3 separate regions of the Homo sapiens genome follow, and all the other regions are linked to region 3. Evidence: chromatin contacts called from ENCODE Hi-C or POLR2A ChIA-PET data. All regions are on one chromosome and are shown on one strand. Each heading gives the region's core, a stretch centred on a gene start or an enhancer-like site at or near the end of the contact. The rest is flanking DNA. Distances are from core to core; before and after follow the strand shown.

Region 1 (4,169 bases), core at 1,276-3,775, 1.9 Mb after region 3:
TATCTTTCTCAGACTCTCCATTTCAGTGAACTGATCTGTTCACTGTCCCACAGATGCCTTCTGGCTTGAGGACTTGCCCCTGTGATTCCTCTTGCCTTGAATCCTGGACCTTCCCCTGCACATTTAAAACAAAAATTTTCAAATCTCACCCAAAGTGAACTCCTCCAGTAAACTGTTGGCTTGCATAATGAAAGTTACATCACACAATTAAACCGCTTGGACTGCATATGCTAACGCATTGCACATGTTATTCTTTCCTCTGCATGTTCTGTCTCTCCAAGTAGACCATAAATAATCTCTCTGAAGGCTGTTGGAAAGAGCCTTCCTCAAAACAAATAATTTTTAATGTCTATTGATCACTGATACTTCCTACTGTGTTCTTATTTTCTAAACTGTTCTATCTTGTCATTGCTGTGACCACTGATATGATATAGAAGGTCAGAGCCTTTGATTGTGTTTTTTTTCCCAACCAAAATGATTTCTGTGTCCACAGATTCACAGAAGGGAAAAATATTATTAAAATGGGATATTAATGAGGACTGAAGGTCTTCTAAATATTCTGGGGATATAAAATATTCTTACTCGTAAAGGATGCCTCTACACGGAGGAAGTATCCACAGAGGAAGGAAATCTTTGCCATTACTTCTTACTGGGAACATTTACTACAGATAGTCAAATTTTAGTGGCTATATTAAGATTTGGGGAAGAGCAGGGTACTTTTAATCTCAAGCCACCAATAAACCTGACATATTTGCCAGTTTAGTCATAAAACAGAAAATCCTTTGCCTAATCAAACTTAGCTTAATAGTTCCTTCAGAAGCAGGCAGGGCCAAGAGGCTGAGTCTCGTGTTTCTGGAATAATGTGGCATGTGTGTGTGTATGTGCAGTGCCAGATTGGGACTTGGCCCCCTGGAAGTGACTGAGCCAGGACAGGGAAGGGATCTATTGAATGGTCTGGGGAACAGGGCTGGCCAAGCTCATGGTCCCTCTGAGGTCAGCCCTCCCACCCTCAAACCTCCTCCCACTCCACCCACCCCCAGGAACCCTCCCACACACTCTGGGTAAAACACAGCTTGGCAAGCTCTCACATCATGGCTTGGTGGCTACAGTGTGTTGATCTTCCCTCAGGACCAACCAAGAAAGCTAGCCTTGGTGCTTCTAAAGCTGCCAGCCTCCTAAGGGAGTATTCCTATATAGGAATATACTTTGAGAAGCTGATAAGACCCCTCTAAATATTTGGGAGGCAGCCTTTGAATTAAATTATTTGCCTGCTGATGTCAACTATTAGAGTGCTATTTAAAAGTTAAAACCCAAGAGGCATATGTAAAAGGAAATAAGTCAAATCAATCATTTATCTCAATATCAGAGTAATTCAGAGGAACTCTTAATTACATACCTCCAAGAGACTTGTGAGGTCAACTCCATTCTATCTGCTGCCCTTGAAGCTCAGCTGGAGTCCCTCAACACCCCGATTGGAGGATGAACTCTAGCATAGGGAATTCTGAGATGGAGGGAGGGGGCGCTGGTTCAGGATGCTTGGAGGTTCTAGAAAGAACTGAGGTCACCTGGAAGATACAACGCTACTCTAAAAATGATTCAGGATGGCTTTTCTATGCATTCTCTACTCCCATAGGAATCAGGGGCCACCTCCCAGGATGGAATCTGCCTGATGCTGTAACAGTGTTCAGCTCCCCAATTTCCCCATGATAACAGGCAACCTCCTTCTGTTTTGTCTACAGTTAATTAATCAGTCATTGCTGACAGTAAGGCTCCATCCTCAACACAGGATATTTTCTGAAGCATTAATTTTTGTTTCAATAGTTGATCCTTGTTTGGAATATAATGTGTTACAATGTAGTGGTACTTAGTATTAAAATCAAAATACCTTTTTATTCATCTTTCAATTTTAATACTTTTAGCATTTCAACCATTATTTGAAGGGTTACTTACTGCAGTATGTCACATTTATATACACACATGCACATGCTGCAGTGCTTTCAGTTTGAGCCAGTGATATTTTAGGCCCCAAATGCTCTGAAAAAATAGAGAAAGCTCTCACCAAGCTAAGGAAGTGAGCTTGCAGACCATGCCTTTAAAAATTTTCAGCTTGATAACTTAGTCCTCAAGATGACTAGGTTTCTCTTCCCCCACCCCTCAGTTAGCATGTGCGAACAAGGATTCTTTTGAATTCCCAGGAGGGGAATGAGTTTAATTTGACTGGTAAAAGTCTTCCTAATAGGATACCTAATACTGTGGCTCTTAGAACTAGCTACAAAGATATTTCATATGTTTATGTCTCATAATGGGTAATTTTGGTTTGGATTTATGTCATTTTGTCTCAGTATCACAATTTTTGAAAAATTAGTTCAAAGAGAAAAAAAAAAGAAAAGAAAAACCATGGTAAACATTGCTCAGTCTCATACTCCTACCCTCTCTATGCTAAAACAGGAAATGCATTTCTGACACTTTTAAAATGAGCAATCACACGTATAATCAACTTGGTTAAAACTTCCTTCCTGGTAACTGCAACACTTCCTCTGCATCTGGATATGAAGGGAGCCCCAGAAAAGCGGAAGAATTTAGACGCACACTGGGTAGGTTTGAATTTGTTTTGTTTTCAAAAATTAAACAAATGATCCTTCAGCATCATCGCCTCCGCTGCTTTATCAGGTATTGCTTCCTTCTATTTTTTGCTCTTTGTGGGGTCTGACTCGGAATAGTGGCACTTCCTTCTCGGCTAGATTATCTGAAACTGTTGTCGGTTCTTGAGATGATACTACCACCGAATGTCTGTGTTTCATTGTCTAGTCCAACCTGTATTGTGGATATCTACAACGTTCCGGCAATAGTTTTGCAGGTGCATCACATTTTTGTTTTTGTTTTGGGAGGAAAAGGGAGGGCACGGCAGCCAGGCTTCATATTCCTACAAGTGCATGCTTCAAGATTACTGTACTTACAGTGTTTCCAACATCTTCTCATAAAAGGGGAAAGCTTCATAGCCTCAACCATGAAGGAAACCAGTGAGTATTAGTCAGCCTGTTTTCCTCTGCATCTTATAAGATCGTTTGGTATCACTGAGGCAGAAGTTATTGCTGTGTATTTATATGCTGCCTAAATTTGGACATGTTTTATTTCAAGTTAGTGTCAATATCAATGTATCTTACAGTTCTCTTCTTTGTTAGTTATTCTATAATGTAGCAAAAGACCAAAATGAATGTTTTAAGCCACAAGAGACAGTTCTTTGGGACAGTTGGTTTCACTTACTAAGTATAACTTCATATTTTAAGAGAGGGAATATTGGTTTTAAAAGTTAAGCCAAGATTTGAACATAAGTTTGGATCAAATGAAATTTGTCTTTCTTATCTTCTTATCAAGCTCTCCTTTTTGGTATACATCAAATGCTCCACTATTTCTTAAGGAAATAATGTAGTTTTAAGTCTAACATTAGTTATTTAAGAGAGTAAACGATATTTTCTGAAACATTAATTTTTTGTTTCAATAATTGATTCGTTTAGAATATAATGTATTACAATGTAGTGATACTAAACATTGAAAGCAAAATACCTAATCTTTCAGTGTTAATACCTTTCAAATTTCAATTATTATTTGAAGGATTTCCTATTGCAGTATGTCCTATTTATACATAAGTGCTTTGTGAAGGGTAGGTACTTACTGAATTTTGTGGAAAGAGTGAGTAGGTTAATGAGAATAAATTTGTGAATTTGTGTTACAAAAATGAAAATATTAGAGCAAAAAAGAAGTTAAATGATTGGGGGTCTTAACAGAAGGTCACTGGAGTCCAGAAATCCTGCCTTCCATCCTGTAGCTCCTCCATTATTAAGTAGAGACAGATCAAATGAATTTTAATTAATTAATTAAACAATGTTAAAATTACCTAAATGTTCCTATTGGGAGAGTACAGCCTTGGGTGACTCTTCTAAGATACTGCCCTAATATAGCAGTGACAGCCAGAATGCTGACAAATTCCATGATTCAAAATTTTACATATCTGCAAATGGTTTTGACTGTAACTTTACTAATTCCGATATGTTTTAGCTTTACAAATGAAATGACTTGCTTTCCTAATTAGAAAGAAAAAATGAAACCAAGAGGCAGGAAATTTATTAGGGAGTAGATCCTAGGTCCAGGCAGTTTGAAAACAGGCAACG
Region 2 (4,343 bases), core at 1,300-3,799, 1.3 Mb after region 3:
CATACCATCTACTTGCAAAATAACTTTCGTAGTGCTTAGGCAATCAATTATTCTTTCTTCAGTTTTAGAAAGAAGAAATCAACAATATTTTGCTCTCTTCATCAACACATCTGAAACTACTAGAGTTCCCAACTTTGGCCAATAGTTTGTAAGCACTGATAAGGATATGTAACATTCTCGTGTAATTTCTAAATAAGTTTCATTACTTCTAACCTCAAGATTATCATTTTTGTCCTTTTTCCTAAGATAAAAAGACAAAAATGTAAAATAGGTTATAAGGACCCCTAAAAACATAAGGGAAATGAAACCTAAGACTTAAATGTGACTGTGGAATACACAATCTATTTTAGCATACTGCGGTAAGCCACTGGTATAAAACATATCGACTTGATTGAACCCTCTAGAGGTGACTTTTGGGGAAAAAATGAAAAATCTAAGATGAAAATATTCTGAAGTTTCATATTATAAAGGATATAAAACACACCAGTCTGACTTGAAAGTTGACAGAAGTAAAATTTATTAAATAGGTGCAAATTCTAATAGTGCAATTAAGTATGGCTCACTAGATTAGAAACCTTTAAGATAATTCACTATTCTAACTAAAAGCACCCCAGAAAACTGATGTTAAAGTAATTTTACATTCCTTATGTATAATGGTTAGAGGAACTGCAAACTAAAGGAAGTTGCATTCTTCTGTTTTTAAAATTTAGACTATTCAACCTCCCTTTACATTTGGCTAACATGTAAAAAAAAAATCTGACAGTTATTTTAGATTTAGTTAAGAAAAAAATTCTACAAAACTATCAATGAGGCTATTCTAAAATCACTATTTAAAATTTTGAAAACACTATGATTGAACCAAGAGAACACAAGAGGAGGTTTTAGGACCAAGTAAAGGACCATACTTGAGGTATTATCACGTATACTTGACAATATTCAAGAATCATACTTGATAGTGTTCGGATTTTGCAATACTTTAAACTTGCATCTAAAAGACAACTTGTTGATGGATCTTGGCTCGATTTCAAGAACCTATCTAAATATCATAAACAGCATTTTAAGCTGATTGGAAAAAAACAGACAAAACTTAAGTAAAATGGAATTCTCTAAAATACTTTCTCGGAATATCGGAGGAGGGCTAAAAACAAAGGAAAAAAAAAGAATCAAAACAAAAACATGAGAGTACTATGTTTTACCACTGTATTCCAAACCACTATGCTGCTCAAGTAAAATTTACTTTACCTCTTCCCTTCACTACTGCGTGCTTCATATCAACTGAATGTGGCAGCTACCCACACAAGTGTTCAATGGGCATGTGAACGCAACGCTGTGCCATTTCCCTCTCCACATGTTCTCTAGGGTTAAAACTACAGTTCCTTTAAATCCTCGTGTTTCATTTTCCTTTTCACAGAAATCCTGTAATGACCCTAAAGCAGATAAGAGCAGAGCGGCCTCTACACCCAGGGATAAGGAGCACGAGCAATCACTAGGTGCCAAGGAGTTTGAAACGGAGCCCGGCGGAGTGGGACAGGGGAATCCACTACGGCTACCGGGGCCAGGCGAGTGTCCTCCGCGCCGGAGCCGCAGAGGACCGCGGCTGCTCCGGCGCCCGCGCCAGGACTTCTCCCACCTCGCGCCCCGGGAGACTTACCTGCCCAGCCAGGGGCGAGCGCGCCGGGCTGGCCCGGGGGAAAGCCCCGCTCACTCTCCACTGCGGGTCCCCGGGGCCGTTACCTAACTGGTCCCAGCTCCAGGCCAAGAGGCCGCGCTTCAGGGAAGGGCATGCGCTCGCCGGCGACGCCCAAGCCCCGAGCCCCGAGCCCCGAGCACCGGCGCCCGGGAGTCCGCTGGGGCCCGCCTCAGCCCCCCGCCGCGCCGCCGCCGCCGCGCGCCCCCAGGCCCCGCCTCCACCGCCCAGCCCTCCATCCTCCTCAAGCCACCTCCTGCCCACTGCGGCGCCTCCTCACCTGCCCCAGCCGCCGCCGCCCGCGCCTCCCCCGGGCCTCCCCGCGCCGCGACCCTAGCCCCAGCCCCAGCCCCAACCCCAGCCCCAGCCGCCCCCGCCCCCCTGCCGCGCGCTCGTCCCCAGCGCGCCCCGCTCCTCCTCATCTGCCCGGGCCCCGAGCTTTACCTTGTAGGAGTCGGTGGCCAGGAGGATGTTGAACTCGGCTTCTGCCGCAGGATTCATCTCGGGCCGGAGGACAGGGGCCGCGCGCCGCGAGCTCCCTGGCGCGGCTGCGAGGAAGGAGAAAAATGAGCTTCACCGCGCTCCGTTGCTTAAGTCACTGCTCGGTCGGCGGAGGAGGGGGAGAGGGGGAAACGGAGAGAGGGGAGGGGTCAGAGGAGGGCGGGCCCGGGAGCCGTGACGCGGCGCGGGTGACGGCTGCGGCGGCTCGCGTGCTCGCAGTCTGGGAGCTCTGGCGGACTCCCCACCTCGGTTCCCCCGCCTTCACCCCGTCACCCTCCGGGGGCCGAGAAAGGGCGGGGCGCGGCAGCGCGCTGCGCAGTGCGCGGAGGCGGGGCGGGGAGGAGGACGTGATGCACGCGCTCTTCCTCCCAGACGCCAGCTCTGGGAAGCTGGAGGCAGCGGGGCAGCCCCGGCGCGTGACCCGGGCGCTTACCTAAGTTCGAGTTCCCGGCACGGGCGCGGGAGGGCGGGGCCTGGAGGGGGCGTTCCCAGCTTTGCCAGTGCCACGAGGAGCCGGTTCGCCCGCCCCGCCTGGGACCTTCCGTCCTACCCAGTCCTGGCCGGTTTTCTGGGTCCTCCTGAAGTCACGCCACCCGGCTAGGGGGCGAGGAGCCTCCTACTGCCCATCTTCCCGTCCACCACGCGCAGTTACTCACCTTTGTCTCCGGCCTGGATTAAGGATCCAGCCTTTCGCCTCCATCCCTCTTGTCCCTCCTGATCCTCCTGACCCTGTCTTTAAGATCCCAGGAGCTGCGGTGAGGAGTGAGGCTGAGGGGCCCCTTTCATCTGATGCAGCGACTCCGCTTTCCTCCGGCGGCTCTGTCTATGGCTGAGCTCTTTGATCCTTTGAGAGATGGTTTGACTTTTCCCGAGCAAAGAGCCTGCGTTGAAAAGCGGGGGTGGAATTCAGTCCTCACAGATAATGAGGGGACAAGACCTAATTGAACCGAGTATTGCCGGGAAGGAAAAGGCAACGGGCCAAGCCTTTGACAGGGTGCGACACTGACTTTTATCATCGTTATAGTCTTTAAATCCTGGGAAACGAGTTGGCAACCCCAAAATAAAGAAGTGTAATGACGTCTGATGACTTCACCCAAATACAGACCATTCCAAGAAAGACTTGCGCAGTTCTCATGCGTGGTTGCGTTTTTGCATAAAACTAAGATTCCCTTTGTCCGCATGTTTAATAGCTTAAAAATAAATTGAGGTTTTTATCGGATAAAAGTAGCCAGGAAAAAGTGATACAGTGAAAACGATTACAGGATATTTATAGACTTGTCTTTCAAGTTATTAGAAGTCTCATTCTATCTGGGGGCAGTGATGGTGGTGGTGGTAGTGGAACTTGTGAATTGAGATTCATAGTGGAACTTGTGAATTGAGATTCATCTCGAAACTGGAGGCATGGCTGAGACTTCTAATAAAGACAACCTCAGTCAACACTATGTCTTGAAGTCAGTATATATTTTTGACAATCACCTCATCTACACGTAGATACAATACAGGGCAAAGATCATGGAAGTGGAAGGTATCACCAGGCACTCACCAATGTAGTAAATACTAGTACACTTACAATTATTTTCAGCAACGAGGTTTGAAACAAGAGGGCTTATGTATTTATTGGTTGATCTTCCCTGTGTTTTACCGGGGAAAATTATTTGTAAACGCATTTAAACAAATTATTATTTCTATTTTGAGACGGAGTCTCGCTCTGTCGCCCAGGCTGGAGTGCAGTGGCTGGATCTCGGCTCACTGCAAGCTCCGCCTCCCTGGTTCACGCCATCCTCCTGCCTCAGTCTCCCAAGCAGCTGGGACTACAGGCGCCCGCCACCACGCCCGGCTAATTTTTTGTATTTTTAGTAGAGATGGGGTTTCACCGTCTTAGCCAGGATGGTCTCGATCTCCTGACCTCGTGATCCTCCCGCCTCGGCCTCCCAAAGTGCTGGGATTACAGACGTGAGCCACCGCGCCCGGCCTAAACAAATTATTTTTTAATATTTGATTTTGGGAGTTTTTTTATATTATTTCAAGGAGTGCAATTCAAAGAAGGAAAAAGATAATTTTTGTCCTTAATTTGGTGTTTTTTCCTTCATTTAAAATTTATATAACCTACTTTACTTATAGTACAAATTCTTATTTGTTTAGCTTCCTGGAATTC
Region 3 (4,557 bases), core at 1,783-4,282:
CCCTTGAAGACATTCAAGAGTTCTTAATGCTTACTTTCTATTCAGAGTGGACAAATTACATTCTTTGTACTAAATATTTATAGCTCATCCACATTCAGTTGCTTATAACTGAAAAAAGAAATCCACAAAAACTAGTGAGGATTTAAGGATACACAAATGAATTAAAAACCCAATCTTGTTTTCAAACTACCAAGAGCCTACAACTAAGACTTAAGGAAATAGCACAACCTTGACCTCAGGTTCTTTTCAGGTCCAGCAATCATTTTCTCGTAGCACCAAGTATAAGCGCTCTGCCAAGAAGTAGGCCAGATTTTGGCTGCAAATGTGTTTGTTGAATAACTCCCCACCCTCTACACCACCCAAAAGGAGAAGCCCTTTAAAAATTATTTGCTAGTTTTGACTACTTTAACTAGTTTGGCTAAGTGGGAAAAACGAAAAACAAACTTAGTCTACCTTAATGAATATGCCAAAATAGCCCCTAAAACTGCTGGATATTTTCTCCTATCGAGATTTCAAAAGCTAAAAGTATAGTTTGTACTACTATAAAAGTGCTTCAAATTTCATGATGATGCAGGAACCTTAAGGAATAATATTCACCGGAAGTGCTTATAATTGCATCTTTTATTTTTAAAAACTACAAAAGGGCAACAGAAAGAAAGCAGACTTGAAAGTACTGAAAAGTCTTACAACTTAATACAGTTTAAAACACGGCTTTTATTCCGTATTACTAATGCCCAGTGCAAAAAAAAAAAAAAAAAAAAAAAGCAGGCCCGGCGCGGTGGCTCATGCCTATAATCCCAGCACTTTGGGAAGCTGAGACGGGCGGATCTCGAGAGTTCGAGACCAGCCTGGTCAATGGGGTGAAACCCCGTCTCTACTAAAAATAGAAAAAATTAGCAGGGTGTGGTTGTGGGCGCCTGTAATCCCAGCTACCTGGGAGGCTGAGGCAGGAGACTCGCCTGAACCCGGGGAGGCGGAGGTTGCAGTGGGCCGAGATCTCGCCTCTGCACTCCAGCCTGGGCACAAAAGAGCGAATCCCACCGACAAAACTATATTCTTAAGGGATGTACAGACAGAAAACTGAAATAAAGAACAGGAATCACAGGAGGAAGGAAGAGTCTGAAAAGGGCCCTTAAATTCAGATGGCTGCTTATGCCTTTTCAAAGCAATTAAAGTGTTCCTGGGTGTTATTTACACCTTTAAATTTGTTTCCAAACTTTGGAAATACTTTTCTATTTCAATCTGAGAAACTGTTTCCTCAGAAAGTAATCGATCCTCCTTGACGTTGTACCCCCAGAAGCTGGTCTACCCCTCGCTAGGCCTCCCAGAGGCCCTCAAGGACTCCTAGTTGATTCCGAGTCCCACGTCAGGGAACTACCACCTTACATAAGTATACTTTGCGGGGAGAAAGGCAGATAAGAAAATAGGGCGCCAAACCTTCTCCACCAACAGCCGTCACACCCCACGAGGACTGTCCTGCGGGGGCTTTCCCCTGGGAGCCGCAGCTGTTCTGCCGTATGGGGGAGGGGAACGCTTTCCAACAGTCATCTCTTCCTCTTCAGGCCGCCAACGCCGACCGCACCACAGTCTCCTCCGCCCAAGCCCTGTCCCCTCCCCCGCCCCGGCCTGGGTCGGAGCCAAACCCCACAGGAATGCAGCCCGGTCACATGCGCTGCGGCGGTGGACGTGCCTCTCCCCCCGCGCCCCAAAGAGACCCAGCGCCATCTTGCCCTGACGCAGTTACAAAAGTCACGGGAGAAATCCTGTCTCCTCCTCCGCGCCAGCGCCCCAAAGTTTTGCAGAGGCCGAGCCGGGGCCCTCACCTCGCGCAGGGACAGTAGAAAATGGTCAGGGAAGAGCCTTGCGATTCCCTTCGCCACTGCTTGGGTTCCATATCGGCCGCGGCAGCAACGATCACCATCGTCACTTCTCCCTCTCTACCTTTGCAACAGCCTCCCCCTACGGCTTTGGCCCCACCCGCTGCTGCAGGATGAGGTCATCGCCAGCCAACCACGACGCGCCCGACAGGACACATCAGGCGCTGATTGGCTGCCGAGACCGCCTCTGCCTCTCCCCACTCCGCTTCCCCCAGCGCTCTGGGTCGCTGCGGGGCAAGGGGAAGACGGAAACCATTTCGGGGAAAGACCCCCAAAACAAGAGCCGGAATCGCCGTGTCATTTTAGTGGGGAAACCCTTCTTTTATTCTTTGGTCTCCCCCTTTTTTCTTCGAGATCACTGTCTGTCCCTCCCTCGTTTAATCACCGCCATATAAAGGAATTCCCACTCCCCTCCCCGCACATTGTCCCACCGGTGGGGAAATCCTTCCCCGAGGCCAAGAGAAGTATAGGAGGCAGCGACGGCAACTGCACCGACGGCAACGGCAGCTTTTTACCCCGAAGCACGGTGGCAGGGAGGCGGCGTTGACGGTGGCTGCATTTTTCCGGCTGCTTCTCCCCCCGACCTCTTCCGTTTCTTGCTCCTCCATCGAGACAGCACTAGACTCGCCAGCTCCGCTTTTATCCGGTGCCCGGAGCCTGCGCACTGGAGCCTCCTCAGCCCCTAGTGGGCGTCGAGTGACACCCCAACCGGGTTCACCCAGCGCTGGAGGCCAGACTGGGCTGGGGGAGGAGGGGGAGAGGAACGGGGAGACGGGACTGGGGTTGTTTGGGAGGGGGAGAAGGTGTATCGCTTTCGGAGGGTGACGGGAGGGAGTTCGTTCCCAAGCCCTGCTGTCCTTGTTCGTGCACCCAATACTGGCATGCCCAAGCTCACCTATATCCAGACTTGAGGGCCACTGGGGGAAAGGGGGAAAGAACCAGTCCCACCGAATACCGACACTTCCTCAAACCTTCGGTGGATTGTTGAATGCATCTGTTGTCAGAAAGACAGAGATTCCGTCCCCCTCACCGCCTCCAGTTTGCTATCTTCGAGCCTCCGCGGAGAGGCAACGGCGGGCGGCAGCCCACAAGCAAAATGGCGCCGGGCAGCTTCATCCCCTCCCCCTCTGCCCCTGCGGAGCGGGACGGGCGTACCCCGTGCACTTGCCGCCGCCGCCGCCGCCGCCGCGGCCGCCGCCGCCGCCGCCGCCATTTTCCCAGAGCGAGAGGCAGTGACACTGAGCGGGCGCAGGGGGCCGAGTCGGAGACCGTGCCGGAGTTCGGGAGCGGCAACAGAGTGGGCATAGACACTCCGAGCAGCCTCGCCGTCGTCTCTGCGTTCCTGTTGACTGCCTGGCTGCCCCCTCCCCTACTCCTCGGTTCCTGGTGAAGAGGCTGCGCGCTGCTGTTTGGGGAGGGGGTGTGTGGAGCCGGGTCCTGTGTCCGCAGTGGCTGCTGTCGGGGGGTCGCCTGTTCGCGGAGGTGCGGAGAGACTCCTTGGGGGTCGAGCACATAACGGGGTTCGGGTGTCTCGTGTGTGAACATCACAGGTTAGTGCCTGTCGTCTCCATGGGAGTTCCTGGGGCTTGCGGGGTTGGGGTACTTGTGTTTCAAGGGGGAGGGAGGTCTCTCATCTTTATCCTTAAGCTGGGGGAGCCGACGTTGACTCTCAGGTGTCTTTGCCGGCGCAAGACGTTGCTTGCTTAAATCGAATTTATTCTTTCTTCTCCCTGACCCTAGAAATGGAGCATTATGGCGGGTTTTAGGGTTGGGAAAGGGGTAACTGGCAGTTAAACCCCCTTGAGAGTGGGGGAGTTAGGGAGGGGGCGCACTCCTCATTGGCAGCGGGTTAAGGCCGCTTGAGTGAAGACGGAGGCTTGTGACTGTTAGTAGGGTTTGTGTCGAAGTGGTCCCAGGAGCTGCCAGCGCTCCCTTTTCTCAACCGCGTCTTGTTCAGGTGCTGAAAAGCCATATAGGCCCCATTTTCTTCTTCCATTTCTTGACGGGCAGTCTCTGGTATAATGTGCACATGAATACGAAGGGGGTAAGAAGAACGCCCTGGGCATCTCTCTTTGTGGGAGAGCGAGACAGCTAGCTCCTCATCCTCTCCTGGAGAGGGTAAACCCGCCCCTGAAGTGGTCACCCCAGTACCCAGCCTTCTCAGTCTCCTCCCCCACTCCTTTTGCATTACCGCCGTCCTTTACTGTGCCGGAGCCTTAGGATCTACAATATGGCTCATTTCAGAAAAGCTTATTTTGACCAAGGGATTGGCACAAATTCTATGGCAGCAGACACAGATGAGAAACAAACGGTTCACTGTGCTAAACGGGGTGGGGGTGAGAAAAAAACAATCCAGAGTGCTCTCTTCTACTGGCCTTAGTTCCGTATAGATCCGTCCTTGCTGGGCTCTGTCTTAAGAACGATACAATTTAAAGTCAAAGAGGAATCGCTAGAGTTAGCTCTAGAGTAAACCTCGTTTTGCCTATTTTGTTCCCTTTTTAGAGATGTGAATAAGGTAAGGTGTTTGGAGTTCTGGAGACCTTGGAGAGAATTAAGTGAGGTGCATTCAACTCGAGGCTGGAGACATGAATACCTATTTGGAAAATAGTCTGTTTTTTTCCTTCAATTTCTGAGATGGGGAGTAAAAACTGAAATTTCCCTCTTTTGTCCTTTACAGATT

The links. Hi-C counts contacts between places; a loop is a spot of excess contacts on that map. ChIA-PET counts read pairs that join two places held with the same protein, here RNA polymerase II (POLR2A). Pooled maps may share reads with other maps.
Region 1: a loop to region 3 is called in a map with no recorded cell type, with 7 times the contacts of the local background. The contact joins the promoter of PIK3CG here to the promoter of KMT2E-AS1 in region 3. A Hi-C loop is called at or near these places in 1 of 168 maps with a recorded cell type or tissue (right cardiac atrium), 2 of 37 single-sample maps with no recorded cell type and 7 of 50 pooled maps.
Region 2: a map of CD8-positive, alpha-beta T cell shows a loop between it and region 3 (10-fold over the local background). The contact joins the promoter of NAMPT-AS1 here to the promoter of KMT2E-AS1 in region 3. A Hi-C loop is called at or near these places in 4 of 168 maps with a recorded cell type or tissue (CD4-positive, alpha-beta T cell, CD8-positive, alpha-beta T cell, GM12878 and 1 more), 19 of 37 single-sample maps with no recorded cell type and 20 of 50 pooled maps. POLR2A ChIA-PET finds 5 or more read pairs at or near these places in 4 of 52 experiments (A549, CD4-positive, alpha-beta T cell, GM12878 and 1 more).

The regions. Positions count from the first base shown.
Region 1 is chr7:106,862,757-106,866,925 of GRCh38, forward strand. It overlaps PIK3CG (phosphatidylinositol-4,5-bisphosphate 3-kinase catalytic subunit gamma), which reads left to right and starts at 2,526. Exons shown (of 11, transcript NM_001282426.2): 1 at 2,526-2,670. RefSeq lists a silencer at 1-102 and an enhancer at 2,598-2,697.
Region 2 is chr7:106,282,697-106,287,039 of GRCh38, forward strand. NAMPT-AS1 (NAMPT antisense RNA 1) reads left to right here and starts at 2,550. Exons shown (of 1, transcript NR_186647.1): 1 at 2,550-3,630. NAMPT (nicotinamide phosphoribosyltransferase) reads right to left here and starts at 2,287. Exons shown (of 11, transcript NM_005746.3): 1 at 2,132-2,287. The coding sequence starts at 2,188. RefSeq lists silencers at 1,617-1,976, 2,247-2,786.
Region 3 is chr7:105,011,109-105,015,665 of GRCh38, forward strand. KMT2E-AS1 (KMT2E antisense RNA 1) reads right to left here and starts at 3,033. Exons shown (of 1, transcript NR_024586.1): 1 at 1-3,033. KMT2E (lysine methyltransferase 2E (inactive)) reads left to right here and starts at 3,097. Exons shown (of 27, transcript NM_182931.3): 1 at 3,097-3,427. RefSeq lists enhancers at 1,647-2,016, 2,106-2,645, 2,437-2,486, 2,807-2,926, 3,187-3,416 and 1 more and silencers at 2,637-2,686, 3,037-3,126.